Regions from separate parts of the Homo sapiens genome. Here region 1 is linked to region 2. Evidence: chromatin contacts called from ENCODE Hi-C data. All regions are on one chromosome and are shown on one strand. The core of a region is the stretch at or near the end of the contact, and the rest is flanking DNA. Distances in the headings are between cores, read along the strand shown. Region 1 overlaps PUDP (pseudouridine 5'-phosphatase). Region 2 overlaps STS (steroid sulfatase).

Region 1 (2,700 bases), core at 43-2,542, 180 kb before region 2:
CCACCATGGGGAAGGTGCTTTGGCATGCTGTCTTTCTTAGGGGCTACTTTTGCAACTGCCTGAACAGCAGGTGTTATGCTTCAAAAGCTTTGTGTGACTGAGAGCAGTGGGTTGAACGGTAGCCCCCAAACAGAAGTCCTCACCCATGGTACTTCTGTCTTGTTTAGAAAAAGGGTCTTTGGAGATGTAATTAAGTTAAAAATCTTGAGATGAGCTCACTTTGCCACGTGGAAACGGAGGCAGAGACTGAAGTGATGTGGCCACAAGCCCAGGGATGCCTAGAGCCCCCAGGAGCTGGGAAAGGCAGGAAGGATCCTCCCCTAGAGCCTACAGAGGGAGTGTGGCCCTGAGACACCTTGATTTCAGACTTCCAGTCTCCAGAACTGGGAGACAGTCAACTTCTGTTATTAGAAGTTGCTGAGTTTTCAGTATCTTGTGGCAGCAGCCCCAGGAAATGAACACACAGGTGCTCTGTTCTTGAATGTGAATGAGCAGAACAGACACTGCCAGGTGTTTGTGGAAGAAGACTCAAACAGGCAGAAGACAGGAATCTGCCAGAAAAAAATGACAATCCAGAGAAAAGTGGGCGAGGAAGCAACAGTCATGATAATAATTAGTATTCATGAAGACATATAAGTTACTGAGTCCTTAAAACAAAAACAGAATGCTAGAAAAGAACAATTCCCAGAAGAAGAAAGAACATATGAGGATTAAAATAAATCAGGAGAGGAGGGCCGACACAGGCAATGTCAGCTACGACACCAAGCTGTCTGGGATGCGGTTCAAGACAGTTGTGGGGGGCAGGTGGTGGACAGACGGCTGCTCTTTCTCGTTCCTTAGAAATATGTCCGGTTTGGCTGGGCATGGTGGCTCATGCCTACAATCTCAGCACTTTGGGAGGCCGAGGTGGGCGGATTACTTGAGGTCAGGAGTTGCAGACCAGCCTGACCAACATGGTGAAATCCCATCTCTACTAAAAACACAAAAATTAGCCAGGCGTGGAGGCACATGCTTGTAATCCCAGCTACTCGAGAGGCTGAGGCAGGAGAATCACTGGAACTCAAGAGACGGAGGTTGCAGTCAGCCGAGATCACACCACTGCACTCGACAGAGAAAGACTGTCTCAACAACAACAACAACAAAAAAAAAAAGAAGGAAAAAAAAAGAAATACGTCGTGATTTTTAAAACATTGACAATATTCAAATATACACAGAAAGAAACTGCCTGATTGATATTGCTTTATTTCCTGTGAGGCAGTTTCACTTCCTGAGGACTACAGAGAAACCCTGTCACCCTCCGGCCTCCATCCTCTTCCTAAGACTCAGAATCTGAGCTGTTACCTGCATCTTTGCGGGTGAAGACATAGCTCATGTGCTTTCACTTCCTGGAAACTTTACCAGGCTTCTCACACCCTTGTAACCCGCTGGGATTCACCACAACACCTCCAGCAGCTGGCTGCAGTTATTGCGGTTGTATGTATGTGGTTAGAAACTTCCACTCAAGAATGAGTCACAACCTCTGCACTCCCAAGACCCCATGCAGACATCCAGTGAATAAACTGCTTATTTCCTGCCGTCTGTTTTCCTCATCCTCGTACTCCATCCTCTCTGTTCTTAGGAATGGAAGGCAGTGGTGGGGGCAGGAATCATTCCTTTTCCTTGCAGTACATGTGTGCAGCATGGAATAGAAAGTGATTTCAGATACATAGTGGGAAGGTGAGCTAGTTTTCCTTTGACTCCATCCATGGCTTATGAAGCAAGCTGAATGCTGGCTGTGGGGGTGTGAGGATGGCCCCTGCACTACACAACAATGCTCAGAGTTTCTCAGGGTTTGTGTTTCCAATTAGGAGGCCACGCTTGGCTGGCACATGCTGGGCCCTCAATAAATATCTATGACCGATATTGAATGGACAATTAAGGCAAAGGTCATTAAAAATAACATTTGGCTATGTGAAAATCACTCAGATTCTAGATTTTAAGTGTTCTCCCCACAAAACATGATGAGAAAGTGAGATGATGCATGTGTTCATTACCTTGACGCAGCCACTCCACAATGTATACATACTTCAAAACACGTTGTGTGTGATAACTATATACGATTTCTATTTGTCAATTAAAAAATAAATAAGTTAAAAAAATAGCATCCGGTTATCCGAGTTCATGGTGGGGAGCCTTCTCATGAAGCGGTTAGCATTCTCCTTTACACAAGACAGACCTGTTACTCTCTAATAAGATGCTGCCTCCTGGAAAATGTGTACCCAGAGAGCACACACGGTCCAGCAGACGTCGCTGTTGTGGTATAGCACATGGAGGCAGGGGATAAGATTCGATGTGATTGACAGGCACATTTATCCAAGAGAAAACTTTCAAGATCTGATGGAGTAATGCAGGGTTTCCATTCTTATTTCTTGCCTACTTGAAGTTCCTTGAGCGAGCTGAAAGCACTTACTGTTGCGAGGCTTCCTAAGGAAACATCAGTTCCAGGTTCTTCACAAATGTCACACGTGATCTCACAAGGGTACCATGTTCTGAACAACACTGAGCTTTGGAATACTAGAATTGTTGGCACTTCACAATGCAAGGACTTGTCTCGCTCTCTGAACCCTGGGTTTTACGTGGGCAACTTGGCAAGTCCACGAGCCTTCGGTCATCAATGGACAGTCAGGGGCCACATGCAGGAAGCTGTTGCTGTGTGAAGAG
Region 2 (2,723 bases), core at 32-2,531:
AGCTGGGATTACAGGTGCCTGCCACCATGCCTGGCTAATTTTTTTTCTATTTTTAGTAGAGACAGGGTTTCACAAACTTGGTCAGTCTGCATTTTGAACTCCTGACCTCAGGTGATCCACCCACCTCGGCCTCCCAAAGTGCTGGGATTACAGGTGTGAGCCACAGTACCCAGCCCCACTGGTCTTTAATTTTCAAATGTGGCCATCAAGAGAGGCAAGATAATGGCTTATGTTTAGTTTATAGGTTGTCCTTGTGATATAAACAATGTGGAAAGATCCAAAATATTTTGGATTAATCTCTGAGCAAACAAAACAAAACAAAAACCTCTGTGAGTAAACTGGGTGAAGTGAATGATGTCTCTTGGGTCTGTCAGGTCCCATTGAGTTTATAGTTTTGGGGATTGCAATCTGTAAATGGAATAACCATCAACAGTGGAGCAGACAGCATTCCTGAATTACATAGGTAGGTATAATATATATCTATATTATAATACATAATATAGAGAGCATAAGTAGATATAATTAAGTAGATATTATATAGAGGCTATGTCAAAAACACTTGCTATTCAAAACAAGCAAATAAAAGTATTTTGTTCCACTTGTAACTGTGGAGAACAGGACTCTAAAGAGAAATGGAAAGTTCATCTGAAAATCAGACGTTTGGTCTTTATGGTGACTTAAACTCTATGAGAGATGTAAAAGAGAGTTGGGAGGGTGATTTAAAAATTATAAAGGAGACAGAGGAAATATAGGTAATATTGGTTTGTCATCCAATTAATTGCATGACACAAAATTGTAAAATCAATCTCTGGATTGAACAATGAATGACAATGAAAAGGAAGTTATTGTGATGAAGGGAAACTATATTAGGGATTTAATTTAAAAACAAGCAAATATGCTCAGCCTAAGAAGAGAATACATAGTTAAGGTATGTGGAAGCTACATAAGTTAGGGCTGGTGAGAAAGGTAAAAGGTAACGTACTCTATGAAAATTATGTTGTCATTTCCTCACATGGAAGATGTTGTGTTCCTCTGTCCAGATCTTGTGTGCCTGGAGTTGATGCTTTACTGGAGGTTGGGAATGGGCAGTGGTTCTCCTCACTCTCTTCTTCCAGTTATGAAACAGCATAGGAGCAACCCATTCACCTGGAGGTACAACAGTGTCCTGCTACCCACAACATCACGGATTATGCAATAGATAAATCATAGGGTGTATTTTAGTATATCTCTCTGGTATCACAAAAGTGTTTCATCAACTCTGACAGAAGCCCACATATGGTTTGGGTGTCTGAACAGACTACGAAGTGACTTACACAAAAGTTGCAATTGATAGTATCACTTCCTCCTTCTAAAAATGAGACACAAATAGAATGATTAGTTCTTATAGTTCACACCGCCTCTCAGTTTTGACAGATTTTGTTAAAATCTAAATTGTCATTGAACTGTGAAATATATAAACTGGTCATTGGTCATTTTAAGTATTCTCAGTTTCAGCCTCTGGGACTTGGCTCCAGAGAGTATTCTATGTACTAGCTGCCCAACGGCTGAGGGAGCACCACACAATTTAAGTTTTTATTTTGGTTAACATCCAACTTCTGCTGCCAGTTTCTGTTTTTGTCAGTGAAGACTGACAAAATCTCAGTGGATTAACACTTGAAGATTTGTTTCTTGCCCATGCAAAATCTATTGCTGGTTGGGTGATGCTCTAGGGAAGCTTTGCTCCATGAGGAGACTCAGGGATCCAGGTTGCTAATATCTTGTGGTTCTGTCATCTCAATAGATGGCCTTCCCAGTAGCGTCCACAGGAGAAAAGAGTTGAAGGGTCCCTTGGGGGCTTTTTGTTACTTCACTGACCCAGGGGTCAGCATGTAGACCAGGCCCCATGTCTCCACCCTGACTTGACATGGGGCTAAGAGGCAGTCTCCCCATGTCTTCAGGAAGAAGAAAATGAAACGGCCTTGCTGAACATATAGCAGTGATTTTCCTACTGCAAACAGTGATTTTCAAATTTGTTTTAAAGCTGAGGAATATTTCAGATGAAATTTTATGAGAAGCTAAGTATGTCAGAGGGATAAAAGTTGCAGTGCTTGGGTGAACCTGGAACAGAGGACTGCATTTGGAAATTGCTGACATTTAATAAAGCCCCATGGAAATCTCATGAACAGCTGGAGAGAAAGGGCAGACTCTGCAACAAAAGAATAAAAGAACATGTGAGCAAACATCTAGTTAGTGCAGACTCTAGGCAAATTAATATTTAACAGACATTTGTAAGTAAAAAAGGTAGGCACACCAGGAGAAAAATCAACACCAGCCTTGGAATTTTAAAAAAGAATTGATATTACAGCTATGTGAGTGGAGGTTGAAGGAATTTGCCCAAGGTTATAGATAGGTGTAAACTAAAGGGGCTATTTTATTATAAAAATTTGGATTGCAGACATGTACCGCATAATAACATTTTGGTCAACAATGGACCACGTATATGACAGAAGTCCCATGAGATTATAATGGAGCTGCCTTATGCAGCTGTACGTTTGTATCTTTTTTGTTTTTTTGAGATAGAGTCTCGCTCTGTTGCCCAGGCTGGGGTGCAGTGGTGCGATCTCGGCTCACTGCAATCTCCCCCTCCCGGGTTTCAGTGATTCTCCTGCCTCAGCCTCTGAAGTAGCTGGGATTACAGGTGTGTGCCACCACGCCCAGCTAATTTTTGTATTTTTAATAGAGAC

What was found. A loop is a pair of places that touch in the nucleus more often than their neighbours do. Pooled maps may share reads with other maps.
Region 1: a loop to region 2 is called in a map with no recorded cell type, with 14 times the contacts of the local background. The contact joins two enhancer-like sites. A Hi-C loop is called at or near these places in 17 of 37 single-sample maps with no recorded cell type and 5 of 50 pooled maps.

The regions. Positions count from the first base shown.
Region 1 is chrX:7,082,764-7,085,463 of GRCh38, forward strand. The region is part of intron 2 of PUDP (pseudouridine 5'-phosphatase); the gene reads right to left. Among named protein-coding and RNA genes, the nearest start is that of STS, 64 kb to the right of the region's middle. RefSeq lists enhancers at 1-377, 497-566. Within about 2 kb of position 1,293, at least 9 of the 41 ENCODE cell types and tissues checked have a DNase peak (open chromatin) inside an H3K27ac peak, as active enhancers do.
Region 2 is chrX:7,260,535-7,263,257 of GRCh38, forward strand. All of the region lies in intron 6 of STS (steroid sulfatase), which reads left to right. Among named protein-coding and RNA genes, the nearest start is that of PUDP, 110 kb to the left of the region's middle. Within about 2 kb of position 1,282, at least 2 of the 41 ENCODE cell types and tissues checked have a DNase peak (open chromatin) inside an H3K27ac peak, as active enhancers do.